Linked DNA regions of Mus musculus: all the other regions are linked to region 2. The links are chromatin loops, found by intact Hi-C in ENCODE. Cell type or tissue: gastrocnemius. All regions are shown on one strand. Links, peaks and the distances in the headings refer to the core of each region. The heading gives the core; the rest is flanking DNA.

What was found. Hi-C counts contacts between places; a loop is a spot of excess contacts. Peaks named below come from ENCODE experiments on the same cell type or tissue, not always from the same donor. Only the 100,000 strongest peaks of a DNase experiment are listed, where the experiment ranks them.
Region 1: a loop joins it to region 2, with 5 times the contacts of the local background. A loop is called at or near these places in 36 of 42 quality-filtered maps.
Region 3: a loop joins it to region 2, with 8 times the contacts of the local background. A loop is called at or near these places in 38 of 42 quality-filtered maps.

Annotation. Positions count from the first base shown.
Region 1 is chr17:43,603,030-43,613,190 of GRCm38, forward strand. Pla2g7 (phospholipase A2, group VII (platelet-activating factor acetylhydrolase, plasma)) reads left to right here. Exons shown (of 12, transcript NM_013737.5): 9 at 1,528-1,619; 10 at 4,206-4,376; 11 at 8,240-8,388; 12 at 8,814-9,172. The coding sequence ends at 8,950. Among named protein-coding and RNA genes, the nearest start is that of 1700071M16Rik, 17 kb to the left of the region's middle. In gastrocnemius, for the core only: a CTCF peak has its summit at 4,106; a DNase peak (open chromatin) is centred at 3,883.
Region 2 is chr17:43,260,993-43,271,153 of GRCm38, forward strand. It overlaps Adgrf1 (adhesion G protein-coupled receptor F1), which reads left to right and starts at 9,355. Exons shown (of 16, transcript NM_133776.2): 1 at 9,355-9,492. In gastrocnemius, for the core only: CTCF peaks have their summits at 4,345 (motif pointing right) and 6,255 (motif pointing left); DNase peaks (open chromatin) are centred at 4,370 and 6,223; H3K4me3 peaks cover 352 bases; H3K27ac peaks cover 375 bases.
Region 3 is chr17:43,455,364-43,465,308 of GRCm38, forward strand. It overlaps Adgrf5 (adhesion G protein-coupled receptor F5), which reads left to right. Exons shown (of 21, transcript NM_001081178.1): 21 at 1-4,194. Among named protein-coding and RNA genes, the nearest start is that of Gm25135, 6.1 kb to the left of the region's middle. In gastrocnemius, for the core only: CTCF peaks have their summits at 3,468 (motif pointing left), 5,375 (motif pointing left) and 6,979 (motif pointing left); DNase peaks (open chromatin) are centred at 3,451 and 5,364; H3K4me3 peaks cover 185 bases; H3K27ac peaks cover 1,729 bases.

The DNA of each region.
Region 1 (10,161 bases), core at 641-8,640, 340 kb after region 2:
GAAGAGGCTTTGTGATAGATGATGGCTTCGATTGCTAACCTGACACAATCTAGACTCACCTGGGAAGAGAGACTCATTGGTCTACATTGGGTTGGTCTGTGGGTATGGTTGTAGGGGATTGTCTTAAGTTCATGGATGGGAGAAGACCTAGTCCACTGTGGGCAGCACTAATCCTTAGGCAGGAGGTCCTGACGAGCTAAGCACACGTGAAACAAGCTAGCAGGCAAATAGATCATGCATAGATTAATTTCTCTCTGCACTTGATTGTTGATGCTACCTGTTTTAATATCCTACCGTCTTGACCTCCATGCCATCATGAATTATATACATGGAGTTGTGAGCTAAAATAAACCCTCTCTCCTTTACTTTGACTGTTTTTCCAGGATATTTTATTACAGCAAGAGAAATAATACCAGAACTAGAATGGGCATGCGCGCGCGCACACACACACACACACACACACACACACACACACACACACACACACGCTCTCAATCATGCAAAGAAGGAACCAGTGAAACCTGTGTCAGGTTGAATTGTATGTAAATAGAACCTGCCAATTTGAGCTGAAAAGTGGAGTTTCATATGGTTCAACTTCATATATACAAGGGAGGTATAATTTATTGAATAATAATGGCATCATTTTAAGCTTGACCTTGAAAGAGTTGGCCAAATGTTTTGAATGACATTTGGCGGGGGTTGGGGGTTGTAAGTGTGTTTGTAAGTGTGAAGGACATGACTTGGGGGTTAGATAGCTCAGTGCAGAAGGAACTAGAAGTAGTTGGATTTGAGAATAAGATGATGGTTTCTTCTCTAGATACAACCGAGATGTGATGCTCAACAAGACACCTTCTTCTGTCTTCATGATTCTCTATATGTCCCCTTGGCCTGACACAGATACTTCCTTTTCACTAACTCCTGTCTCATCTTCAACACTCAAGTCAGCCATCACCTCCTCTGAGAAGCCCCCACTCCCACCCCCGGCTTTTGCAGAGCCTGGGTTGGCTATTGTACTACCATAGAGCTCCTTGGTCTCAGGGTGTTATGTTGTGTGCATTGCACAATATCAAAAATCGCTATCATTTTCTTCCACAATAAACTGAGCTCACTAAAAATGAGACTATGGTGTCTGATATGGCAGATATTCAAGAAATATGCTTAGGATGAATAAGCTGATAATCATGGGATAATGTGAGACAGAACTCACAAGGGAGCTCGGTATCAGAGGGGGTACTGTCGGGTGTAGGTGATAAAGACCAATAGGTTTATCTCTGAGTGTGTGTGTGTGTGTGTGTGTGTGTGTGTGTGTGTGTGTGTGTGTGAGTACACGCACACACACATGCACATTCTATGTTATAAGTCATCAAGATATTTATCAAGACCATGAAGTGAATAATGATTGCATGATAGAATTTTTAATGTACTCTTTTATTTTTAATTTAATTTAATTTAATTTTTAATGTACTCTTCTGGGTACATTTAATGCTGGGTGAGATGGTAACTTTGCTGTCCTGCTTTTTCACCCAGGATGCTATTGATGAGACTAAAATAGCTTTGATGGGACATTCTTTTGGAGGAGCAACAGTTCTTCAAGCCCTTAGTGAGGACCAGAGATTCAGGTAAGAGAATAAGACAAAACAAAACAGCTGAAGATAACTGGGAGAGAGGGCATGGGTAACACATGACAGTTAACTGGTTTCCTGAAGTTCCAGTGATTAAGGGATCTTTTGGGGTTGATAAATCCTACTATATATATAATATATATATATATGATATATGTATATATACACACACATATACATATATATATATATATTTGCTGTTTTCATTTTACATGTATGAACACTTTGCCTGCTTACATGTATGTGCACTGTGTGCATGCTTTGTGCTGAAAGAGGTCAGAAGAGAGCATCGACTGCCCTGCCACTATAGTTACAGAGAGTTGTGAGTTGCCATAAGGATGCTGGGAATTCAACCCATATTCTTGCCCAGAGAAACAACCGTTCTAAACTACTGAGCTATCTCTCTGGCTCTCACCTCACAACTGTTCTTTCTTTCATTAAGTTTATAGATTTTCCTAGACAGAAACCATTTTTTTTGTCCTGCTACTAAAACACTTTTCTTGCCATGAAAACAGAGCAGCAATATACACGGATGCACAAGCATCTCTGTAGTAGGACAGAGTCCTTTGGGTGTACACCCTGGACCAGTATAGCTGAGTCACACGGTAGCAATATGTTCAGCCTTTTGAAAGGCCTCCACCTTGATTTCCAAAGTGCCTGCACCAGTTCACACCCTTACCAACAGTGAATAAGGCTGCCCCTTTCCCCAGCGTTTGCTAGCATTTGTTGATTCTCACTGGGATGAAATGGCCTCCTGACATAATTCTAATCTGCATTTCCGTAATGGCTAAAGATGTTGAACGCCTTTAGAAGTACTTATTAGCCAGTTGTTTTCTGTCCAAGAACTCTTAGTTTGGTACATTTTTGGCCCATTCTTTTTGTTGTTGTTGGGCTGTTTTCTTGTATTTAGTTGTTTTGGGTTCTTTGTTTATTTTATGTGCATCCATGTCTCTCTCAAATTTGGATTTTAGCACCATTTGGGTGAATGTGTGTAGAGGCCAGGAAACTAGAAACGGTCTCATGAGCAGTGAAGCAGAGGCTCTGAGGGAGAGAGTGGAGAGCCTAATAGAGCCTAAGATATTAAGTGGGGATATGTGGATGGAGATGGAGAGAGCAGAGGGAGGGTCATCCCAAACTAAGTATGCATGAGCACGCCATACAGAATCCTGCTACTTTATAGGTTAGTTTTAAAAGCAGTTTCCCACCTATCCTTGCCCATCCCCCATTGTCCTTATTTATCTATAAAGGATTTAACCATTCACTTGGAATTTCATCAATATGTCTTTTCTGTGACATGTGTCTGATAATATTGCTACCATTTTTCCAATCTTCCCTAAGACATTAGGGTTTTTAGTTTCTCATTAGTTTTTCTTTTCTTTTGTCTTTCAAGCGAGGCGGGATCCAAAAATCACAGATTTATTTGGGCAAAAGTCAGACAAGATCCCAGTTTTTTTTTTCTAACATTTAGAAACATTTTCTTTTTTGAACGACTTCATCCTAGACTCACATGGAACGGTCTATTTAGGGAGTGAGCTGGACCATTTGAGATGTTTCCGTGCGCTCGATATACGGGCACCTCTGCTGGCTACCCCTTTGCATATGGATGGATTTTCCAAAAGTCTCCCTAGGGAGCACAGAACCAGACATCGTGGGAAGAAAAAAAAATTGATTTTTAATTAAAAAAAATTTTAATCATGTGAACTCATTATTTTTATTCATGTGAATGTGCATCCTCTCTCTCTGTCTGTCTGTCTCTCTCTCTGTTTCTCTCTGTCTCTGTCTGTCTGTCTGTCTGTCTGTCTCTCTCTCTCTTTCTCTCTCTCTCTCGCGCGCGTGTTTGTGTGTGTGTGTGTGTGTGTGTGTGTGTGTGTGTGTGTGTGAGTACAGGTGCCCAAGGAGGCTCAGGGTGTCCTATCTCCCAGAGATAAAGTTACAGGTAGTTGTGAGCCATCCAGTATGATCTTCTGCAAGAACAGTAAAGGCTCAGCCACTGAGCCATTGCTCCAAGTCTCCAAAATTCTATTTCCACATGGTATGGTTCATGTGTTTTGCTCTGTATATATAATCCTACATGTCTGTGTATCATATGACTCTGAAATAGGTGCATCACCCACACTGTGAGACACACCTGAGACTCTAGAAACAAGTTGAAGAGATTAATCAGCAGTTAAGAGCATGTATTGTTACTCAAGTTCCAACACCATGTCAGGCATCTCCTAACCACCTATGACTCCAGCTCCAAGAGATCTGTCGCCCTCTGCTGGCCTCTCTGGGAAATGCACACACTCCCCACCCCAGCCTTGAAACAGAAGAAATAGGGCAAACTTGCATTTCTCAGTTTTGAGGAAATCACAACTTATTTAAATGTATTTTGAAAACCGCGTGACAAAATGAACATGAAAAAAACTTTTAGGATACAGCTTTCTTTATGTAATGATTCTTTAAGGAACATAATCTCATGTGAGTCTAGATCAGCCTCATTACAAAGCTGATTGTAGCTCCCCGGCAGGTGGTGCCGTGGGAAGGCCTCTGCTGGCTAGTCTGTAACCCGCCATTCTCTGTCATTGCCAATGATGTCTGCAGATGTGGAGTTGCTCTTGATCCATGGATGTATCCGGTGAACGAAGAGCTGTACTCCAGAACCCTCCAGCCTCTCCTCTTTATCAACTCTGCCAAATTCCAGACTCCAAAGGACATCGCAAAAATGAAAAAGTTCTACCAGCCTGACAAGGAAAGGAAAATGATTACAATCAAGTAAGTGCCCCTGGCCTGGAGGGTGATCTGAACACCTGGAACTTCTGGGAGACATTGTAGAATGGCTGTGTGTTGTTAGATTTTTAACACATAGAATGTAGTCTGTCCTCAGTGCTCTTAGGTTTTCTTTTATTTTCTTGTAAAATGAGAAACTTTAGTTTTTAAAACAAAGTTACAAGTAAACATTTTAGTCTGTCATACAATGTTACAATAAAAAAATAATCTCAACAGTACAATGAAATACATTTGCTGTGGTCATTGTTATTACTCCCTTGTTGCCTTTAAATATCCAAAAGGGGTTTGTACTCCATTTCAGACCACTTAGTTCCCAAATAAAAGACACAGAGACCTTTTAGATTTATAATAAGCCTTAAAACACTAGAGCTGAGGAGATAGCAACCGTCTATGCTATTTTATCTATTTCACTGTTAAAACTCCTGAGCCGGGCATGGGGGCGCACGCCTTTAATCCCAGCACTTGGGAGGCAGAGACAGGTGGATTTCTGAGTTCGAGGCCAGACTGGTCTACAGAGTGAGTTCCAGGACAGCCAGGGCTACACAGAGAAACCTTGTCTCCAAAAAACAAAAACAAAAACAAAAACAAAAAAACTCCCAAGATATTCTTTGCCACGTGTTCTATCTGTGTTGCTCCTGCTCCATCAGGCCAGCTCCCATGGTCATGTGTTCAAGATCCACCTACCCCATAGTGACTTCTTCCTCCTCGTCTCCTCCTACTGTGGTTCCTGTTGAGATCCCAAGTTCAGGGAACCTTTGCTCTGCCCCACTCTTCTGCCCAGCCCAGGCTATAGGCATCTTTATTAACCAATCAGGGACAAATTGGGAGGCCTGATTTACACAGCATCCTTTGGTGTTCATGAGGATGTCATCTGAGGCAACCAGACCTTGGGGACCAGTATTTAGCACTGGACTACAGAGCAGTACTAGACCAACCCGCTACATACATTTTTAACTTTGCATGTCTAATGTATTACTGTGTCGTGTCTTGTCTGGAGTAAATCCAGAGAAGGTAAGTAGATCCGAGGACGTAACATAAAAGCTTGGATTTTTTTAAAATAGTACCTACCCGGCTTTCAATTAGAAATTTTTATTAATCCCAGAATTAAAAAGAAATTAAAAATTGTTTGCTAATCTAAAGCAGCAAAGTCTTCCAGACTGACACTAGCTGCTTTAGTAAGGAGATTAGCGATGTTACAAACGTTGGCTATTGATTTCTTGGTACTATGCAATAACCATGCTGGCCATGAAAAGCTTACCAAAATATAATCAATGGCCTTAATTTTTAAACTCTTATTGATTCTTTGTGAACTTCACATCATGCACCCCAAACTCACTCATCTCCCCGACCCTCCATATCTGCCCTTTGCCCTTGCAACCTCCTCTACCTCCTACCCCCTACGAAAAATTAAAATTAAAATTTTAAAAAATAAGAAAGAATTCTCACTGTGGAAGCTGCAGTGTGTCACACAGTACACCCTTCTGCCTAAACAGCTTTACTTGTGAATGTTCTTCGCAATGAGTCACTGGTCTGGTTCAAGGCGTCTGGCCTCTGCTACACTATACTGGACTCTCACCAGGATGCCTCTCGGACATCCCGTTGTTGTCCTGTGTGATGGAGATCCTGCAGCTTTGATTCTGCACGACCTGCCCCTTCATGCAGTCCAGCAGTTTATAGATGAGGTAGATGTTGGTGTGAGCCAACCCAAAGCCCTGGATCTGGCCCTGGGTGGTAGCTGAGTTAGTCAGCCCTCCAGTTGTCCTGTGCAACCTTGCCACCAGGGCCAGCTCTATCACATTGCCCACGTGAGGGGCGAGGACAGCTCTCCTGCATGCCAAAGCTGGTGAGGGGGCAGCTTTGCACAGCCCTCAAGACATTGCCCCAGGCGGCAGCCTAGACCAGAAATGGCTACATGGCCTTTGGTGTCAACCTGGGCTGTGGACATCAACACAGACCCCTGCTATTGCAGGACCACGGACCCAGACATGGTCCTGGTGGTAGCACTGGGACCTTACCATGGGCTCAGGTGGCAACATAGGCCACTCACACCAGGCTGTTCCTTACCACCTTCAAATCCCCAGTTCTGCCACTTAGTGCACAGATCACTCCATTTTTCTTTCTCCCATCCCTCCACCACATATTGGCTCATCATAGTGGCATTGCCCCAGAGTCCTCTGGGATACCTCCGGCCCCGCCCACCCATGCCCTCTTTCTCTTTTGATGGGATACATGTGAGTGTTCTGCCTGCTTGTCTCTCTGTGCACCAAGAGTGCGGAAGTGTCTGCAAATGCCAGAAGAGGATGCCAGATCCCCCTGGAAATGGAGTTACAGACAGTTGTGAGCTGAGAATTAAGTCCAGTTCATCTGCAAGAACAGCAAGTGCTCTTAAACACAGAGCCATCTCTCCAGCCCCAGACGTAAAAGAAAATACTCTTAGTGCTGTTATTTACACAGTTCTTATAGTGGAAGTTAATATATAGCTAAAGTATTGCCTACTTTCATCTGAACATCAATACATACAGTATTGAGGCACAACAGTTCATCCGTAGGCCATGTAAAGTCTTTAAAGAAAAGGCGAGAGCATGTATACGTTTACCTGTTGGAACAATATATGAGTTTATAAATTCCACAACGCTATGAATGGATGCCCTGAATAATAATCATGTGCTTGTATCCTTTCATGGGGCTAGAGAGCAGTTGTTCCTCTTGCAGAGGACTGGATTTTGGATCCCATCTCCCGTGTCAGGTTGCTTACAAAGGCCTGCATCTCCAGCTCCAGGGGATCCAGTGAACTTTTCTGGTTCCTGCCAGCAAATGCACACTCACACATGCACACACAAATGAAAGTAATTATTTAAAAGACCCTCAAGCAAAAATGGAACTCATCTTTCTACTATTTAAAACCTGGTTAATTCAGGACTGGGGGGGGGGAGACAAAAAGGTTGCACTTAGAACAGTTCCCCTTTAGGGGGCCTTGGGGGTAGCATTTGAAATGTAAATGAAGAAAATATCTAATAAAAATGCCTTAAAGAAAAAAGAACAGTTACCCTCTATCTATAGTTTGGGTTTCTGACTTTTGTTTTCATAGTTTTAGTGATTTATGGCCAGTTGTGATCAGGAGACATTTACTGGAAAAAATTCTATAAATAAACAATTTTTTTAAGTGTGAACCATTCTCTATAATGTAACAAAACCTTGCACTATCCTGCTTTGATGGGGACTATTCCTTCATCCAGTCATGCAGATTCTCTGTGCAGACCTACTGATAGTCACCTAATGTCATGACAGCCATCACAACAAGTATATTACAATATTCAAGATTAAATACAGTTCAGCAAACTAGTGGGGAAGAGGAAGAGAAAAAGAGAAAGAAAATTGCCTTTTCATTTTTCTCCTTTTCCTCTCTCTCTCTCTCTCTCTCTCTCTCTCTCTCTAACATATAGTATTGGTTACTTTTCTGGTTTTGGTGAGAATAAAATAAAAAAAAAAAAACCTCTGTGCTCAGTGGTTAAGAGCACTGGCTAGCAAGCCACGGAGAGCAAGCCAGTAGGCAGCACTCCTTCACAGTCAGTCTCTGCTTCAGTTCCTGCCTCCTCCCAGCTCCTGTCGATCTCGCCCTGCCTTTCCTCAGTGAAGGTCTGTGTGCAATCTGGAAATCAATCCTTCCTTCCCATGTTGCTTTTGGTTGTGGCATTTATCATAACAAGAAACATAAGCCAGGGCACAAATATTTTAGAATCCTTAAGTAAACAGCTTTGACCCTCAGCTACATTAAAATGATCAGATTATGTGCATGTGTGTGTGTGTGTGTTCACGCAACATGATTTATAAGTATCTTTCTCTCTTAGGGGCTCAGTGCACCAGAACTTTGACGACTTTACTTTTGTAACTGGCAAAATAATTGGAAACAAGCTGACACTGAAAGGAGAAATCGATTCCAGAGTAGCCATCGACCTCACCAACAAAGCTTCGATGGCTTTCTTACAAAAGCATTTAGGTAAGAAACAGCACGTTCCTCTGCTAGGTTCTCAGGATCAAATAGGGACATAGTCTTATTGTAGCTGTTTCCACTTGGCTTTTGGTAAACAAAGCAGTGAATCAATTTGAAAAGAAACATTTCAAAAAGAGGAGTATGTGGCCTTGCATTAATGTGTGTGCATGTGCATATATGCATACCATATATATGTACTCGTTGAAGCTAACAGCCCTTCTATGAACCCTAGAGTGGAGTTACATGTTGAAGGTACTGACAGCCTCTTGCTTGTCTCGAAGCAGCTCTGGAGGTTATGCATTTTCGAATGCAACCTGGGCCCTAGGAATTCCATTATCACTGTGATGATTCTGTAATTTGTGGCTCTGTGGTGCCACCTAGCGGCCCTCGGCTGTTTAACATTCTTGACAGTTTTCTTGTGGTTTTTATAGGGCTTCAGAAAGACTTTGATCAGTGGGACCCTCTGGTGGAAGGAGATGATGAGAACCTGATTCCTGGGTCACCCTTTGACGCAGTCACCCAGGTCCCGGCTCAGCAACACTCTCCAGGATCACAGACCCAGAATTAGAAGAACTTGCTTGTTACACAGTTGCCTTTTAAAAGTAGAGTGACATGAGAGAGAGAGAGAGAGAGAGCGCACGCGCGCGCGCGCGCGCGCGCGAGCAATGTATTTACCCAAATAAGCATTTTTTAAATATACACTGTACTGTAGGATAGTGATGAACGCCTAGCCTAAGATTTTTTTCCCCCTGTAAATGTAACGAATATAAAATAGAGAATACAAAAATGATTGTCTGTCTAAATCTTAATTTTACAAAGCTGGTCCTTTAAGTGTCAAATGAAAAGCTACTTTCATGTTACATTTACAATTAAAGCCTCTAGTCAGGAACGATGCCAGACAAAACACATTGGAAATGACTTAAGATTTCCAAACTAAACAATGAAACAGATTATCACAAACTAAACAATGAAACAGATTATCCCATCTTTGGCTTTCTGTAAGTCTGAGCAGCAGAGTTAAGACTGAGCAGCGGGAGAGCTTGTGTGGAATCTGGTGGCATGCCTCTATGACCTTTGGCTGAGGGTAGGAGCATCCATTGATCTGATCACGAAGTCAGTCCTAATGCAGGATGGGTGATGCTGTCCTGTTTCAACTGAGGATGAAAGGGGTTGTGCTGGAGGATTTTTAGAATATCTGGGACAGGGCAATAGAGTCAATATTGGCACATTAGGTTTTTAATTTCCGGTGCGTTCTGTTTACTAAATGGAGGTGTTGTGAGTAGGCAGGCCAGGGATCATTCAGACACGTTAGGTATTTACGCAAAGACTGTGAAGGACACAAAGGAAATGGTCAACATTCTCAGCCAACATTAGATGTTTTATTTGTATGACCTAGCCCGGCCTGGTGGTACACACCTTTACCCCAGCACTCAAGAGGCAAAGAAAGGCTGATCTCTGAGTTCAAGGGCAGCCTGGTCTAGAGTGAGTTCCAAGACAACCAGGGATGCCAGGGATATACAGAGAAACCCTGACTTGAAAAAAACTTGAGAGAGAGAGACCGATAGACAGAGAGAGAGAGAGAGAGAGAGAGAGAGAGACTGTGAGAGATGACATTGTAAGATTAACAGTTAAGTGGAAGTTTAAAGGGGGTCTTATAACATTTTGTGTGTACTATGTGTGCACACATAGGAGATACTTGTGTGTATTCATGTATGCACATGCATGGGGGTGTGCATGCCATCACACATGTGCAGCTCCTACTGATTCATCTCCCCAGCC
Region 2 (10,161 bases), core at 955-8,954:
ACAGTTAATTGCATACACCCACTTCCCTGGCCTGTTGCCTAATTGTGAACAGATGTGTAAGGGCACCAAGAAAGAGAATTTGGATTCCTTAAAGATAAGCTTATGCCTCCACAAAAGATCCCCAACTTTTATAGGTTTCAGTGGAAAGGTTTTGTTAAAGAATTGTATCCATGATAAACTACAGATACACCTTTGGCTCAGCAGCACAGGTGTGTGGCCAAGCCTTACCAATGAGGATAAATGAGTATAAAATATGCAAACAAGGCACTGATATTGCAAATGGTCTCTACCAGAGTCTGCTCTGAAGAGTGAAAATTGATGTTAAGTCAAATTGAAGAATGTATTGGAAGAGAAGTTAGACTAACGTACAGGAGGTGCTGCTGTCAGCTGAAGGCAATGTAAGTTTGGCCAGAGGTTAAAAATGGTCAGGTGACTGCACCATGGCGGTGTAGCCAGAGTCACAAGAGAATCCTAAGGAGAATACTCTGCAAGTGATATTATAGGAAAGATTGATCTTCCCATGTCAATTCACACGAATTATAATAATATGTGCTGCTGATGATATAAAAGATAATCTCTGTCTCCCAGGTGATTTTATATTCTGTCAACTTGACAACACTCCACCACACCTACCGATGGACATTTGTGTCTCTGTGTGTGTTTATTTATATTTTGGCTATTGAGGATAAACTCATAAATATGGCATATAATTTTTTGTGATGCCATATTATTTTTCTTTCTCCTGGGTACACACCTTAAAATAGGATCACTGGATCTCGTGGCATGTATCCATAGAAGTTCATGAGCCAGCTGGCCTGGCATGCGGCACCCTAAAAAACAAGAAACTCTATCTCAAACCAGGTGGAAGGTGAAGGATAACTCCCAAAGTTGTCTTCAACACAGCTGCATTCATGCACATTTATACACACACACACACACACACACACACACACACACACACATACACAAAATGGAACTACATTTGCCATCAAGTCGGTGTGGCGGTTTGAATGAGAAAGGTCTCCGGTAGGCTCAAGCCTTTGAGCACAGTTCCAGTTAGCGGTGCTGTTTGACGAGTGTATAGGGAGGTGCAGCCTTGGATGAGGAAATGCATGACTGGGAACAGAGTCTGAGAGTTGACAGCCTCACTCTGTGGTTTGTTCTCTCATATTCATGGCCATGGCTGAGGATGTGGTCTCTCAGCTTCCTGCTCCTGTCATGCCTGGTACTTGCTGCTGTGTCTTCCCTTAGTGATGGATTCCTATCCCCCTGGAACTGTAAACCCCAATAACTCTGTCTCCCTCAAGCTGCCTTTGGTGGTGATGTTTTATCACAGCAGCAGAAAAGCAATGGATGTAGACATATCCAGAGGGGATTGCTGCTCTGAAGCGTCCGACTCTGTTGCTTTGGGAGGAGTGTGGAAGACTTTGGAACTTTGAACTAGGAAGCTGTCTAAATGCGATAAGCTCTGTTTAAAGAGCTGTCTAACGGGAGTCTAAATGCCAGCAGGGCTGAGAGCAAGACAGACTCTGTAGGCCCAGCTTATGTGGTCTCAGAAAGGAGCACGATCAGCAAATGGGCTAAAAGCTAGTCATGTGCAGTTTTGGCAAAGAATCTAGCTGCCTTCTGCCCATGTCCTGAGAACTTGCATACAGAAAAATTAAAATGTAATGGGCCAATTTCTCTGGCTAGAGAAATTCTGAGACTGCATAATATTGACTCAATGGCATGGTTGTTACTGGTATGTTTATGCGGGTCTGCACTTTTTAAAAGAGTGAATGGGGTAGAAAGAAATACAAAATATGCTATTTGGAGAAAAAAAGAGCATTGGGTAGTTTAATGTTGCAGGAAAGGCATGTGCTGGAAGAAAGTCTATAACTGTTAATGGGGACTCCATTAAGGAAAGGTCTCCTGATCCATATACATTGTAAGAAGGGAAGATTGTCCTGGGGTAAGATCCTACTCAGCTAAGTTTCCGCCTTGTGTTATTTGGGGAGCCTAAGGTGTTTTCTGATCTTAGGAAGCAATTGAATAATATCACTGCTGCTAATATGATCCAAGTGGGCAGGGTCCATCCCAAGCTGGCACCTGCACTTGCCAGTGTCATCTAGGTAGAGCTAACTTTAGACCTGTGCAGGAAGAAAGAGTTAAAGGGTCATGAATTCGTCCTCTGCAGTTTCGGATTGGTTCTCTGCAGTTCTGCAAAGGCCAGGAACTGTATGGCAGAGGAATGCCTCTAGGAAGGCCCTAGGAAGGCAGAAGGCCATTGTGTGAATGCACAGAAGTGAAGCCTGGGTTTCATTAGAGACCCCTAGATACTTGAGATGCTGCAGCCCTGAGCTATCTTTCAGGGAGACCTGCATACAGAGAGCAGAACCAGCCTAAGAGACAGATGTGTGTTGCAGACAGCAAAGCTGGTGCCACCATCTAAGCCTGGACACAGAACTACAGGATTTGAATGATGTCTTTCTGAATCCTATTATTCTTCTCTATGCTCCCAACTCGCTCACTCTCACTCTCTCTCTCTCTCTCTCTCTCTTTTGGAATGCCATTGCATATTCTGTGCCATTATATGTTAGAAGTATGTAATTTACTTTTTGATTTCACGGGGGGTGGGGTGGTGGTGGTGGTGGTGGTGGTGGTGGTGGTGGTGTCATAATGAGATTGCCACGAGTCTCAGAAGTGACTTTGGACTTTTAAACAGTGTGGAGACTGCTAAAGACCACGGGAACTTTTGAAGCTGGATTAGACGCATTTTGCATTATGGTATGGCTATAGGCCTATGGGGACCAGGGAGCCGAATGCAGTGGTTTGAATGAGAAATGTCCCAATAAACTCAGGCTTTTGAACACTTGGTCTCTGTTCCTCTAGGCTCCGCCCAAAAGTTACCTAGCAAAAGCCTGCCTTGCTATAAAAGGACTGTTTGTGCCCCCCCCTTTCTACTCCCGCTCCTACCCACTGTTTCAGGCTGGCCTCTTCCCTTCTTTCTCTCTCTCTCTTTCTGTCCCTCTCAGACACCTTTCTTTCCCACACCCACTTCTCATGCCCCAAATAAACTTCATTTTATACAGATCGTTGTAGTTCTGGTACCTGGGAGCATGAGGGGGGAGGGAGGGGCGTTGGTGGAGATGCCTCAGCATGCCCCCCCCCCTGCTAAGGCACCCACTCCTGCCAGGTCATGCTGTCGCCTTACGGGGACAGTACATCACTGGTCCAGGCTTTCCATCCATTTTTGCTCCCCTTGCCTTATATTTGTAGTTGGTCGTAGGATCTCTGTCTCTCGCTCTTGCCATCACACCTGTCACCTGCTGTTGTGCCTCCTGTCTGTGATGACTTTATCCTCCTGGAACCACAAGCTCAAATAAACTCCTTCCTGACACACCCTCTGGCATTGGCATTCTATCTCAGCTGCAGCAAAGTAACTGACCCAGCCAGCAGACACACAGCAATGGTGTGTTTTCTTCTAATGCATTCACACTTTATATTTTGTGTTGAAAATGTGTACCTAGATAAAATGAATTTTGATGTATATTGTGAGGGAGGGATGAACATTTATGCCATATCTGATTGGCAAAGAAGATACTTTTGAGATCCCTGTTGAGACACGGCAGGCTGTGAAATTTACGTTGCAGTGAATTTTTGGGCTTTTGGGTTTTGTATTCCGCTTACCTGAAAACATGCCAAAGTTCATCGAAAGAAGCAAATTATTGGCTGTTATGAAAGAGCCCTAGGAAGTGCACTTCTGCATAGCTTAACTGAACGTCACCCTGTGGGAATACGGATCTTTCAGTTTTCTAAAAGAATGGGAAATTTGGGTTTTCATGTGAAATCCCATGACGTTTAGGCATCGGCAGCTAATTCCAAGTTATAAAAACACTGCATGGTCCAAACAAAACACATCTGCAGTCCAGATGAGGCCTGTGGGGGTGCCAGTTTGAGGTCTGTGGGTTAGATATTTCTTCTTCTTACCTGCTATGATTCATCTCTGTGCCTCTTCCACGGTCTTCCCTGATATAAGGAGGTCAGCCCTCATCACTGCGGATGTTAACTGATTGTTGCTGGCCCCATTTCCCACCACGCTGTCAGGTCCTTGAAGGTAGTAATTGCAGATTTTGGTCTGGTTTTTGTCTTAATCTAGGACCTAGTAACGTTTAACATAAGTGTGTGTTGGAGAAATAAACGGATGAACGAGCAAAACGTGCTGCAAACGGACTACCCGCAGAGTAGACAGGACAAGCCTGGTTCCTGATTCCTTTGGTGAACTGCTGGCCTGCCCTCAGATCCCTGTGCCCACACACCTATGGCCATGATTTTATCAACATGTGGCGTCACCTGCTGCAGTGTGCTCTTGCCACTAGATGGCGCCCTTTGCTTAACTTTAGACATTCTGAAGTTCGGCGGTCACGCCGAGGCTGGATAAAAGAAAGGGAACAGAAGTGAAAAGCCACATCTTAATCTTGGCCACATCTGAGGCCTTCACATACACGTGCCCACGGGCACACGCACATCAAGCGCACGCATGGACACGCACGCTCACAGGCAAAAGGAGGGAGGAAATGACTCTTTTACCCTGTAGTTCCTAACTTTCTTCCTAACTCAATCTGCCGCATGCAAACCCTTCACATTTTTCACGGAGCAGCAGATGGGCGCCTTGCCTAGCTCTGTCGAATTTACCCAGAACCTTGCATTCAGTAGCTCGTCGGATGTTGAATGAAATGGCAAATGGAGTCTCTCAGCTGTGCATGGCTTTCTGACTTATTCTGGAAGGTTCATGATTACAACCCTCTACCTCCTCAGCACCTGTGCGTACACCCATCATTTCCGTGGCTAGTCAGCAAGGCCGGATGTTTCTGCTTGTGTTCCTTGTTGGTTTTTGAGAAACAGTAGTATACAGGCGAGCAGACTGGACTTTCCAGTCTGGCTGCATTGGCTTCCCGGTGTCTCATTTCCTCAATAGCACTGCGCCTCAACTTCCTCATCTGTAAAATGGGATCAAGAGTGGGAGCTGCCCCCCTTCTAGGGGTGGGGAGGGAAGTTGCTACAGAGAGTACAAAAGTCATGGAGACTGCTCAGAATCACTTTGTATATATTAGTGTCTCAGTGAGTCACGGTGGATAAGTATATGACACAACTCCTCTCTAGGTTGTTCTCAGTCAGCTCCTACCCTTGTCGTTGGCATGCTTGTCTCTGGGGTGAAAGAGGCTCCCACAGTCTTGTGCCTTTACGTCCTGAATGCTGGGATCATAGGCATGTACCACCACCACGTTCCTGAGTACCCTTGGTCATACTTTCAACAGCAATACCATTGTGTGATAACACCCTGTACCTCCGAAAGCATGTATCCTAAGTCACTCTGACAAAGGCTTAAGCCAGCGGTTCTCAGCCTTCCTAATGCTGCGACCCTTTAATATACTTCCTCACGTTGTGGTGACCCCCAACCATAAAATTATTTCCTTGCTACTTCATAACTGTAATTTTGCTACTGTAATTATCTGATAGGTAAGGTATCTGGTATGTGACCCCTGTGGGGGCCATGACCCACAGTTGAGAAACACCGGTTTAAGGCTTGTCCCGAAATCTGCCAGTCATCTCCACCCAGCTAACCCTGCCTCCAGCAATGAGCGCTCAGAGCCATGTACGTCTTCATAGACTGTTTTGTCTTATGCTGTCCTAAGAAATCCTTAGCTGATTTTCTTATTGTTTTGACAAAATACCCAAAGAAAAGTGATTGTAGAGAGGAAGGGCAGAGAGGCTTCTCAGTTAAGAGCCCTGACTACTCTAGCAAAGAGTCTGGGTTCAGTTCCCAGCACCCACATAGGGGCTCACAACCTCCTGTAACTCCAGCTCCAAGTGATCTGTCGCCCTCCACTGGCCACCTCCAGCACTGCACATATCAAGTATACTTAAATACAGACAAACACCCATACACATAAAATTAAAACAAATAAATCTTTAAAAAAAAAACTAACACAAAAATAAATGTAACAACATAAAAAGGCCTCATCGACTTACTTACTTTGAGATAGGAGCTCCCTTATCCCTAGCAGATATCAAATTTAGTGCTATGATGTAGATGACCTTGAACTTCCAAGTGCTGAGATCACTCGGGTGCATCTCCACACCCTCTTTAGCCCTGGGTGTTCATGGGACTCCAAGCAAAAGCAATCAGACTGATTACACAAATCAGCACCCACACAGGGGCTCACAACCTCTTGTAACTCTGGCTCCAAGTGATCTGTCGCCCCCCACTGGTCACCTCCAGCACTGCACACATCTGTATGAAGCTAGTGCAGCTCGGAGTGCCTCTTCCTCCTCTTAAATCTTGCTCTTGCGTCTCCTGCATTTGTGGAATGAGAATCTACAGAGGATAGAACACACCAATACATGTTTAGCTTGCTTTATGAACAGAGCTGAACACTTACCTCCTGCTTCACTCAGGCGTGTTCATTTAGGTCCTAAGCGTGGCCTCCTTCATAGGTTAACCCAGCTTTGAACTCACAATGGTGAGAGACCTAGGGCAGTCACATGACCAAACCCACACGGCTTCCTTCTGTCACTTCCTTAGTGGTATCTTGGTTATGCCCCACAACCTCACCAGGAAGTAGTGAGGAATTCAGCTTCACGTGTTCTTGGCTTTTATGAGGAAACCAGAAGGAATAAATAAATGGCTTATTGCTGGGTCATCAGTTTCAAAAATGCATCTTATTTTTGAAATAACCTAAATATTGGACACAGTGTGACCTCCGTTTCTTAGATTGGGGATTACAAACTATTCAGTATTCGTGGTTCAGGTTCATATCCTCCTTCCTGTTCCCAAACCAACGTAGTCATGAGAGTCTCCCAAGGCCACTGCTTACTTTCTAGCATCCTCCCAGGTGCTTTTGCTCTGAGACATGGTAGTGCCCCCTTGGAGCTGAGAGCCTCACAATCATCCCTAAGAACTGCTTGAGCACCACACAGCCAAGGTGAGTAAGGGACCTTCCCTCTGAACTTCTAGTGATTTATATCTAGCTTCCTGTGAACCAACTGTTCCATTTGACCTTCTATTGCTTCGTGGTCCCCCTCCATGACTACTTTCCGACTTCCCAGCCATGATCCTGCCCAATAAAACCTGGAGGTTTTCCAACCCCATTTTATTTACTTCCATATGTACATTCTCCTGTTTCACAGGGTCTTCCTATGAACCCCTGGCTGGCTTGGAACTCACTATGTAGCTAGCCTCTGAGGTGTGCAATCCCCCTGCCTCAGCCTCCTGAGCACTGAGACTACAGTGTACCCCGTCACACCTGGCCGGCCCCATTTTATGAGCTGCCTGCAATGAAGCTGTCGGCGACTAAGGCGCTTCTGCGAGCAGCACGTTTTAATATGGCAAGAGCAAAAGAAACGCCTGTTCTAATCCTAGACTGCCGGGTATGGAGCTGGATATATGTCTAGACATTCTCAGCCATTTGTTCTGCGGGGAAATTTGGTGCCTCTCACAACCGGTTGGTATGGAGAGGCAGAACTCTGCCATAAGAGAATAGGAAGAAAATAAAATTAACTCCATTCCGTTCTAAGTTTCCTATCCCCAAGACTGATAGACAGTGGCCAGCACCCTCATATAATGGACGTTTTCAGATGGGCGCCATCTACCTGCTAAGTTTCCTATTGTGTCAGATCTACACTGGCTGGAGAAGGGTTACAATATAGACTGAGCAGTCCAGCTGTGTGGAAAACAAGAGTCGAGTTAAGAATATGCCTCAAGACCCTGATGGCTTTGATGAGAGATTAAGTAGCCTCTCGTGTTGGAAATACACCCCAAGCACAAGGATGTCTCCCCTGAAACTCACTGCTCCTACACTAATCTTCCCCTGCCTAGGGTGAGGCTTCCTTTACTCTGAAAAGGAGACGAGGACACCCCAGTAGATAAGCCTTTCCCTTCTGTTCACGGATCTTAGGGAGTTCTGGGCCGAGCATGAAGTTTTGAGTTGGTAAAACATAATAATCACTCCGATTATCATTTGCACGGTTTTGACATTACCTTTTAAGCGTTCCCTTGTTTATTTGTCTGTATGTCTATTTATCTATTCATTTATTTTTGTGGTAAGATCTTCCTGTATAGCACAGGAAAACCTGGAACTCATCATATACCCAAGGAGGAGGACCTTCAACTTCTGACCCTCCTGCCTCTACTGCCTAAGTGTGAGGATTACAGATGCTCACAACCATGGTTTGTGTGGTATTGGGAACAGAACCAGTACAGAGGCAGTACACACACACACACACACACACACACACACACACACACACACACGTGTATGTGTGTATGTATGAATATATGTATCTATGTATATATGTGTATGTATGTATGTATGTATGTATGTATGTATGTATGTATGTATGTATATGTGGGTGGATTCTCACTCTGTCCAGGCTGGCTTGTAGCCTAGGGCTTCAGATGGCCTTGAACTCAAAGCAATCCTCCTGCCTCAGCATCTCATATGCTGAGATTATAGGCATTAGCTACCCTACCCAGCTAACATTCCTGGCTCTTTATTTTTACCCAACACTATGCTATTCTCGAATTTGTACTGTAAAACCACCTCGAACCATTTGTAGACTCTGCATACTTAAAGGAAGCAAAATAAAACGAGGACGTTCACTGAATTCAGGGACATTTTCCTCTTTGAGAAATAGCACATTTTTGCCCCCTGTGTAATTTAGATGAGGCTGTTCACGTTGAGAGTTATGTTGACCACAAAGCAATTCACGAGTCAGCTTGGTCATCATTGAGAGGTCACCCTTCAGTTTCTAAGCTGGATGAAACCTTAGATAGAACGTGATCGTTATTAAAAGGCATTCACCTTCAGCCCGTCCCGGCTGTCCTGTTAGCTGCTGTCCGCTCCACGGTTTTTTTCCATGAGGAGGTCTGTGGGCCCTGTACTCAGGCGAGCTGTATGGTGATGCTTCAGCTTTGAGTAAGACCTTTGGAAAAGAAGAGATCTTATCTACCCTCCCACAGAACTCACCTGCTTCTCCTCAGAACTTCCGCAGGGAGGGATGCATTTCTTCAACTTTATGGGGTGTGACTCCCCAAAATGTCCAGAAAGGTTGGACAGGAGCACCTAAGGGAATATGTTTTGTAGGGTCCTGATCTGCATGCCCAAGAGCATATTTGTCCCCTTTGTAGTCAATCTCAGCCTCACATCTCTGGTGGCAGAAACGGGAAGTCTTTGGTCTCTGGACTGCCTGTTTTACAAGCTCTGATGTTGGTTCTGAGTGGGCGGGAGGGAGTGCAGGAAAGTCTGTTGGCTTTCCCTCTGCAGGGGGTGTGTCCCAGTGTTTTTCAGCAGAGGCAGCAACCTGGCCTGAGCTGGTGATAGATACATCAGTGGACCTGTGGCTGCCAGTCCTGTCCTGGGTCACCAGCGTCCCTTGGCATCTCCCAACGGTGTCAGTGGCTGGGGAACATTGGAGAAAGGCTCAGCTGTGCTGTGAAGTCCAGAGTCCCAGGTAAGCTAACAGCTGTTGTGTGATTCCTGAGGACCCAAGCGCTGTTGGTTAAGCTGTGTTTTACTCTACGGGGAATATTCTGATTTCAACATCTCATTTCCTGAAAAGATAAACAAGGAAGGGAGTCGTTGAAGCAACTGTTAGAAACAACAGGGCTCTGTTTCTCCCCAACTGTGGAACTTGAGATTTTTCTCCATGTCAATGCTAGATTTTTTTTTCCCCCCTGCAAGACAAGGGTTCTCCCCAGGACAGGGCAGGCCACTGCTACGGACCTGAGAAGTTCGACTCCCTAACATATGACAGCTTCCTCCAGGGAGCCTGTTAAAAATAACTGCTGTTTGTTTGTTTGTTTCTCAAGTGCATGCTTGAGAAGATAAAATGGATTTTATTTATTAGGTTGTTTTGGTCCAGACAGGTCTCATGTAGTGCAGGCTGGCCCCAAACTGGTGTAACCCAGGCTGGCTTTGACTTTGAATCCCTTATCCTCCTGCCTCCTCTGCCAAGTTCTGGGATCACAAATTTGTGCCACCTTAAGTGTCTGAGACAAGTAAATTTATTTCCACTGCGGTCTATTGAATGTGTCTATTGGAACCTTGCACGGACCAGTATAAATCTGAAGGTTTTCTCCCGACTGAACACCCTTCGTGACTCTCAGAAAAGCCATTGTCC
Region 3 (9,945 bases), core at 1-8,000, 190 kb after region 2:
TCTCCGAAACAGGGTCCGTGGCAGGAAAAGAGACCCATCCAAATCTATGGGTAACGTGCTCTCTCTGCAGACTTCTGGGAGCAGATGCTGAAGAGACTCTTTCAATAGAGAAGATGTTTTCTTTTGTAAAGACAGACTAAAAGCAAAGGCCATGTTTATTTTTGCTCCTAGCCCTATCCCATGTGTAATGCCAACTATGTATAGTATTTAAAAGAACCCTCCCCACAAGGCTCAACTTTTCTCTATGTACTGTAAAATAGAATTTTGAGGAGATTTTTATACACACACCCCCCCAAACACACACTCACACCATTGGCTACAAAGATAAGAGTTGATTGAAACAGTAAGTAAAAGGCTAGTATCCAGGAGTTCAGTGACTTCAAGGAAGGAAGGAAAGATGGAGGGAATGAGGGAGATAAGCAGGAAGGAGGAAAGATGATAGAATGGAAGGAAGGAAGGAAGGAAGGAAGGAAGGAAGGAAGGAAGGAAGGAAGGAAAATGTAGAAAACATTAGGGAGCACATTTTAAGGTTTCCACAGTTGTGCTCTAATATGGCCACTCATCTGCCACAGCTCCGAGAATGAAAATATATGGCTCAAAAACAAAATGAAATGAAGTCATGGGGGATATAGTTAGCAAGTTCCTGATCTTTCCCAGCTAAAAGGATAAAAGAGAGAGGCGGGAAAGTAGAAAAGAAAGTAGAAAGGAAGAGTCGGCACGAGGATGCTTCTGGCTGGATAATAATATTTGCAGGCAATGCACCCAAGGAGACACAGTTCTCATGACAAGGACACATATGAACCTTTGTATGTCAAGGTCTGAGCAAAGCACAGTGAACATGCAGAGCACGTATGACAGCCACTCTGTAAGATTCAAGAAAGGTTCATCTCTCATGATCTGTCAGATACGCATTGTATGCTAATTTGTTCAGCCTTTTGAAAGCCATGCATGCATATGTACATATTTTAATCCCATAATTGACAAACTTGATCTACCGCACTGAGCTCAGAGTCCTACGTCTGTCGTACATGTAACAACAGCTTTAACCGGGTACTCTCTGTGCATTGTAGAATAGATTTAATAATTATGTAGCATGTACATTTTTATTTTGTACTCGTGACTTCATTGTGACTGTGGTGATGACAGCCCTTGGTGTGCTGTCTGTATTGCTGTGTTCTATCCCTTCCCAGCCTTCTAAGTTCCTAGGCCAATATACATTCAGAGTTTCTATGGTCTGATTGGTGTTTCTTGCAGCCACTTGGAAGGAGAAAAAGGACCTGGCTCGATAAGCAAATCGCAGATCCCCCACCCCCACCCCCAAGAATTAGATTCTGAATTTATGCCCGTGTGGTTTTTTTGTATGTGTGTTTCTCAAATTACAGATATTTATTAAAACTGCATCCATGTTAGAACTCACCAGGTTCCATATCCAAGAGCAAGCATGCACCCCACATCAGGGTGTCAACCCAAAGGAACAGTGTCAGTTAACTTCTCATTGCTGTAGTAAGACACATGGATGAAAGCAACTTACGGGAGAAAAAGGTTTGTTTTGGTTTACCCTTCGGAATATAGCCCATTACGGCAGGGAGAGCACGGCTGTAGGAGCATGAAGCCAGCCCATCACACCCACCACCTCAGCAGTCTGGAAGTGGGATCAGGCTATGAGAACTCAAAGCCCTCACACAGTGACATCTTTCCTCTAGGCAGGTTCCACCTCCTAAAAGTTCTATAATCTTCCCAAACAGCACCATCAACTGGGGGCAGAGGGTTCTGGTACGTGGACCTATGGGAGACAATTCACATCCAAACAACCACAAGCTGCAGACCCTTTAGGACCGACGTGCAGCATTGAGTTTTTATAGAGTGAGAGACTGTGTGGGTCCTTCGTTGGGAAAGACAAGATAGAAGAGTCTGAGGTCTGACATCCATAGTTTTAGGTACTTTCAGTCTCTTAGTTCTAAGCTTGAAGTCTATTTCTGCTTCTCCGTTCTTCATAGCGGAAGGGCAGAGTGGGGCATACAAAGTCCCGTCCCTTGGGTTCCGTTTCTGCTTAAGTGCCATCTTCCCACACTTGCGTGAGAAACACCACACGCCTATCCCAATTTAATGGCTCATTATTTAAAGTTCTTACAGGAAAGGAATCCACAGGAAATGTGGATAAGATCTCCAGGGAGTCTCCAAAGCAGAGCAGAGTTCAGTAGAGGGAAGACAAGAGGCGTCTAGGATGGGACATCCTTTGGATCAGAATCAGGTGCCAGAGAAAGAATGGCCAGGAATGTTCAGCCCCTTGAGTTGCACTAAGGAGCATCAAGCCAGAGGGATTTGCATGGTATAACAAGGCAACATGGACGTCTTGGAAGCTCAGCACCAGGAGAGGCTGGGGCCGTTGTGCTCAAGAATGCAAAGATCCAAAGTACACTGAGCTTTGGCCCACTTCATTGGTGCCTCTTGGGAGCCATGGGGCTTGACCTTGTAAGGAGATCCTCCACAGTAGCATAATAGTAGGAACTCTGAGCTGAATTCCATAGCATGCAGATCTGGCCCTCTGCCTGCTTGCATTCAGAGAGACACGTCTCCCTTTCACCAATTAGCATGCCTACAAATTCTAATGCACACATGAATTCATACACAGACCTACAGATTGATCAAGACACACAGGAACATGTGTGCGCACATGTGCACGCGCGCACACACACATATGTATATGTATATATTCACGCACACACACACATACACACCCCCAGGCACATATGAACACACATTAACACCCAAATACACAGGCACATACATACAGACGTCATCATGAGAACCACCACATCTCTGTCCCAGCTGAAAGGCTTTTGGTTTAAAATCCCCATGGGAAGTTTGCTAGTTTGTAAATGCAGGATTCAGGAGAGGGGGCAGACATATCCACTCCAACACGCACATACACAGACGTACCTTGATCTTTCAAGGCACAGCCCTTAATCCCAGAAAAGGAGGCTGGAGATGTTGCTCAGTGGTTAAGGATATATACTGCTCTTCCAGAGGAGTCTCTAGCTCGGATTCCAGCACCCACGCTGGGCAGCTCACTACCGCCTGTTACCACCAGCTGACAGCAATCTGTTGCTCTCCTCTTGACTTTGAGGCTGCATGCATGTACATATCCAGATACATTTACACATACTTAAGGGTTTGAAAATAAACTCCAGAAAAATCTATGTAACGAGATACAGAAGGAGCACTTCGTGGTTTCCTGCCCACCACTGTATATGCAACCCCATATTAACATTTCTAAATGAAACCATGAAATAAACATCGCATCCAAAGTTGTAAAAGACAGAAACACGTAGGGTCTGTGCATTGCGTGAAAGCTAGAGCCGGTGCCCAGTTCTGCGGCAGCAAGGGGGGACTGCGACAGAGAAGGCATGTTCTCTGACCTGGGTGCCAAGTGAGTCATGTTCACTTTGCTAAGAGAGCGCCACCTACTGCCCACATTCCCACATGTCTTTATTATGTAAAGTAGATTTCCTCCACCGGCCACCAACTTTCCTTAAGGGACTTTTCATTCAGGCAGTTTCTTGCAAAATGATCCATGCGAATGTTTCAGGGGTTGTGAAGTTGGAGAATCCAGAAATACACCATTAATTCACAGCAGTGTTCTCAGGGAATACCGTAAGCATCACCTACGGAGGAAAGGAAGAAACGCCAAGGGAAGTCAGGGCCTTTGTGATTTGTGCAGGGCACCTCAGAGAGGTCTGTGTTGGGAGAAAATACACACAAAGATGAGAGAGAGTACAGCAGCAGCCAGTGTGGAGGGAGGCATGTGGGAGTTATTCGCAGGTGAGTGGAGCAGTAAGTCACAGCCAGTTACAAAGACAGAAAAAAAAATTATGTGGGCTGGTTATTCAGGGAGAAAGTGTTTTATCTGCACCATGTAGAAATGTTGTGTATGGGCTTTTGCACCCCAAAGAGGAATCCAGGGACCCAGGTCAATAGAAGTCTGGTTCCTTGAGAATCCTCAAAGAAGGAGCTTAGAACAGACATCTCTTTCTTACTTATTGTTAAAGACAATAGAAATAGCATTTCTATTGCAACCAGATGCCGTAGGTCTCTAGAATTACGACTCAGAGTTTAAAGTCATGTCCTACTAAAATATCAGTGTATTAGTGATGCTGTCTTTCCTCATAATAAAATACCTAATGATTTGCCCGGCTCGCTTTGCATATGGTGTCCATTTGTTGGTCAGGTGCTGCTGTCTCATGATTGCACGAATCAGCCAGAAAGGCCTTCAGACTTCCAGAGGATGCCAGAGGCTCATGGCTGAGCTCTGGCGGGTCCCTCAGCTTTTGTCGCACGGTCCAGACTCCCAGGAATGTTGTGATGATCCAGCGCCACACAGGTGCTTTAAACGGGGTCCTTGAAGCAAAGTTCAAAGGGACCTAAACATCTAGGAAACAAATCAACTCATGTCTGTTCCAACATGTGTGGTTTGGTTGGCTGAACCGAGAGTCCCGTGTCCTATATACACAAATGCTTTCTAGCACATTCGCCTAAGCTGAGGTTGGCAAGGCTCCTGCACCTGTGCTTCTGGAGTGGGAACGGCTACAAGAAGAGGGTAGGTAGGCACAAAGACTGAAGCCCACTCTGAGTAAGACACCTGTATTTATTTCCGAAGGCTAATTCAGGGACTGGAGAGCCATGAAGGACCTCAGCTGTGGGGTTCTTTCCTCACCTCCAAAATCCGATTTCTGGCACCCGTGACAAAGCTAAAACAGAAGTCACGTGTCCAGCCCCTTCCAGACAGGCTGCTGGGTGAGAAACGGAAACGGAAGCATGTCAGGAGCCTTTTCACAAATGGGACCTGAGCAGGAGCTCCAGGAGCGAGCCAGTTCCCATCGCAGGGCTTTTATTCTTTAATTCAGAGCTCAGTGAAATATGATTGCAACTATTACAGAATAAAATGGACTGCCCCAAGGAATGTAGCAGGGGTTGGGGGGCGGGGGCGGGGGGAATAAAAGGCAAAAGGAACCGATTGGGCAAGGTCTGGGAAGACTGCTATCACGCCCCAGTTCCAGCAGCACTGGACAATAGAATTCAAGAATGTCTTCTTGCTTAGCCTCCTTGGGAGCGATTTTGATCAGTGTCCCATCCTGCCATTCAGCACCTCCCTCCCCCACCACCCTTGATTAACTGAGGAAAATTATTACATCCATTTGCTGTTTTTTTTTTTTTTTTTTTTTTCCTGGAACCGTGTGATTTTCCCCCATGATTTCACAGCTGTCTGAAGCAGCTTCCTCTCCCACATCTCCAGCTGGGCTAATAAGTGACAGCTGGCCTCAATCCTGTGGACCCTGGCCCGCCCTGTTTGGTTCTCCTGAAGCTTGCTCGCCACCTGGTGGACATTAGAGGACGTGCCTCTTTTGTGGTTCTAACTGGCGCATTGTGGAGTCCGAGGCTGAGGGTCTCTGGTGGACAATACACAGTGATGTAACTCAGGTCAGCTAAACAGAATGAAGCATAACGGATGTGGTGGGAGGAAGGAATCACTCCCCCTCCCGCTTGTAAATATTACAGCTCTGAAGGGAAAGGTTTTCCCAATGTGCCTGTTACAGCTCTGAGGGGAGTGGAGAAGTATCCTGGCAGTTGGGAGCCAAAGAATACCGAAGGGTCACACTGCACATCAGAGCGCACACAGATTTGCTGGGAAAGACACAAGAAAGTGGCTGCGTCTGCTCAGTCGAGAAGCAGCAAAGAGCTGAACAGGAGGCAGGCTTTATATAGAGTTTCTTGGGGTTGGCGTTTTCCAGGGCGGAGATATCCAGAGTGGGGATTGATGGGATTTCAAGTCCTGAGCTTGGGGTGAGCCGAGGGATTGGTAAGTTTTCAAGCTCAGGGATTGGTGGGTTTTCAAATCCCAGACATGAGTTCAGACTTTTACCCTAGACCATGTCCTTCCACTGTGACATTATGATCTTTGCAGGGACTAGTTAGGAAACACACAGAGGTGTGGACACACACGGTTGAACCATACATAGGGCATTTGCAGTCAGGAGGGTATGTATATGTATATATACATACATATGTGTGTATATGTGTGTTTGTGTGTGTAATATATCATATATGTAGCATATATGTAACATATATAACATGTGTGTGTATACACACTCATACATACATATATCTTTTTTTTTTTTCCACTAACAAAAGCTTATTCATGCGACCAATCAAATCTAGAGGCAGGCCCAGAAACAGTGACCCACTCCACCCTGTCCCCACCTGCACACCTGCCATCACCATCACCCCACATTTTTAAACAGGCTTCTGGAAGGTGCTTAAGGAAGAAGAATGGGCAGGGGCCTTCCATGTTTCATAAGAACACTTTCTCCATGAGCGAAGCTGCAAAAGAAAAATTGAATTCTCCTATTCCATGTTCTACCTCACCCACCGAAGAGTTTTATTCAGCCACAAAGAAAAGTATAATAATGTCATTTGGAGGAAAATGGATGTAACTGGAGATGGTTGTGCTATGAAATGTAAGTCTGATCCAGGAAGACAAACATCTCCTAGATTTAACACACACACACACACACACACACACACACATATCACACTACATACACACACAACACACACTACACACACATGACCATATACCCACACACCACAACATACACAACACACACACAACACACACACAGTACAACATACACACACCACAACAAACACACACACACACCACACACACACACAAGTAGAGTAGAGACTATTTGGGAAGAGGAAGGGAGAAGCAGAGAGCTGAAGTGGGGAGGAGGGAGAAGAGAGGGTAATGGGGTTGAATATGGTCTCACTGCAGAATAAACTTAACTCAAATGTCATTCTGTAGACTAGAAGACGGTTCACCAGTTAAGAGTTTATTACTGCTCTTCCAGAGGACTCAAGTTCAGTTCCCAGTACCCATGTCAAGTGGCTCACAACCTCTGTAACCCCAGCTCCAGGGTACACACTGCCCTCTTCTGGCCTTATGATTAACTGTACCCATTTGCACATATGTGGGAAGCCGTTACAGAGTGGCAGTTACAGAGTGGCAGTTACAGAGTGGCAGTTACAGAGTGGCAGTTGCAGAGTGGCAGTTGGCTACAGCTGGCCACCACACATACATAGCCAGTAAAGGTTCTTTTGCCAAGGTGAGGTTTTGAGAATTGACAAAAGTTAACCAATCAGATGAGAGACAAGTTAACCAATCAGATGAGAGACAAGTTAACCAATCAGATGAGAGACAAGTTAACCAATCAGATGAGAGAGAACGCCTGTCCTAGGCCTATAAAAGCAGCACCAGTTCTGGGCTCGAGGTCTTTTCGCCTCTACAATCAAGCTCTCCCAATAAACGTGTGCAGAAGGATCCTGTTGCAGCGTCGTTCTTCCTGGCCAGTCGAGCGCGCGCAAGAAGTGGTGCCGAAAACCTGGGAAAAGAAACATCTTCAGGCACGAGCGAAGACCCCCTGCTACAGGGAGGATTCAGAACTGCATCACGGGGAAGGAGCGGTTAATAAAGGTTCCCGTAAAACAGACTGCTGAGAAGGATCCAGCGTGGATTCAGAACTCTTCAGCTGGGGAACGGTGGTAATAAAGGTTCCTGTAAAACAGGCTGCTGAGAAGGATTCAACAGCATGAATTCAGAACTCTTCAGCTGAGGAACAGTGGTACTGGTAAGTCTCCCAAATTGATCCCCGGGTTAAAGGGGGATAAAAAGGAAAAGAAAAGGGAGGAAAAATAAAAGGAATCAGTGATAAAGAAAAGGAAATAGTGATGAAAAGGAAAGGGGAAAGAGAAAAAAAAAGGGAAAGGAAAGGAAGGAAAGAAAGGATTGAGACAATAAGGTTCCCGGCTTTGGGACAAGTTAAGGTTCCCGGTTTTGGGACAAGTTAAGGTTCATGAGTTATGCTTTTTTCTCCTATTGACCCTTTGTGGGTAGGTCTGATAGTTTTGGTCTTGTTTGTTCTGATATATGGACTCTGTTACTGTTTGAAACTGTGTGTAGAGGCAGTCAAGACAGGTCAGAAAATCCTTACAGAGCAACAAGAAAGTATGTCGGAAGAGGAGAAGGGCTTAAAAAGAAAAAGGAAAAAGAAAGGAGACACAGTGTTATCAGGTGGACAGAAAGGACAAAATAAAAGAGCCGAGGCGGAGGAGGAGGAAGGCATGCCTTTCACCTGGGCAGTATTTAGATTGGAAAGCCTTCCTTATTGAATTTGCAAATGAACAGGCAGTGGCTAACTCTGCTGCAGGAAATCCAGCATGGGATAGGGATATGCTGCTTGGTCAAGGTCGCTTTGCACAGCAACAGACAAGATATCCAGTGCAGGTGTTTGAGCAGGTGAATCAGATTGCCATAAGGGCGTGGAAATCATTGCCCACAGGTGTTGACGGTGTTGACATGGGCGAGAGGGTCTGTTTGTTTCCCCAGGATCATTGACAACAGCTGTGGGTCCCAGAATGACTGACAAGGACCGTGAAAGATCAAGATGAATCCCAAGATGATCCTGTTCCTGATGATTGAGACCGGGATAAGTATACCTTTGAGGGCCATAGTAAGATCATGGCCAGTACCTTTACCGGTACATTCCAATTCTTCTACCTAGCCTTTGTTTTTTGCAAAGGAATGTTTTTTGGATGTGCCTTATGCACGACAAACTCCTCAAGAACCATGGGTGTATAAGAATACTAGTTTTCATTTAAATTATACATTATGCTTTGTGCATAATGTGGATAAACCTTTTACACCCTGTATATTTTTTAAGAAAAAGATTATCTCTAATTGGGCAGATCAAATTAATACTGCTGACACTATAAGTCAGATAGCAGAAAAAACGTCTGAGGCATTGCTTACCCTGCAAAGGGTGGATTCTCATATCACCTCAGGGTTAATGTTAGTAAATCAGAGAATGGATATTTTACAACATGACATGGAACAGATGATGGATGTCATACAAATGAGTTGTGTGGCATCCACTTTGCATGTGTGCATTACTCCCAATAGGTACATTAATAATTATTTTATTAAAAGTACAGACCTATCGAATTACCTGAAGGGGAACTGGTCGCAGGAGCTGGAGAGGTTGCAGACGAGGCTGCAGATGCAGATCCTGAACCTTAATGGGACCAGAGTGGAACCAGTGACCCTCGGAGACTTTACCTCTTGGCTTACCTCTGCTTTTTCTTACTTTAAGGAATGGGTGGGAGTGATTTTGTTTGGTGCTGCCATATGCTGTGGACTGGTGTTCATGCTCTGGTTGGTATGCAAATTCAGAACCCAACAAAAACATGACAAGGTGATTATAACTCAGGCACTTTTAGCTATTGAAAACGGCACCTCCCCTGAAATTTGGTTATCTATGCTCAAGAATTAGTTGGCATCTGAGTTCTCTGCTCTTGCACCCCACGACACTGGGATGAGAGAGACTCAATGATCATTGATCAGCCCTTGCTCATCAATAGGGTGATCATGATTTCCCCACTAATTCATTTTTTGGCTGGCCTCTTTTGCAGAGTTCGCCCTAGGTCATTTAGCAGTTACTGTCACACAGCACTGCGGTATCCAGAGACGGGCAACTTTCCTCATGCACAGACCAACCTAAGACACGGGGCCCAGTGGCGATAGGGTTACCCTATGACAGGAAAGGCTGTGACATTAGAGGAATGACCTAAAACAGGAGCCACGGCGGATGGACGTAATTGCACAGGCCTAGACCAGCCTCATTTTATTAAAACAAAAAGGAGGAGATGTGGGAAGCCGTTACAGAGTGGCAGTTACAGAGTGGCAGTTACAGAGTGGCAGTTGCAGAGTGGCAGTTGGCTACAGCTGGCCACCACACATACATAGCCAGTAAAGGTTCTTTTGCCAAGGTGAGGTTTTGAGAATTGACAAAAGTTAACCAATCAGATGAGAGACAAGTTAACCAATCA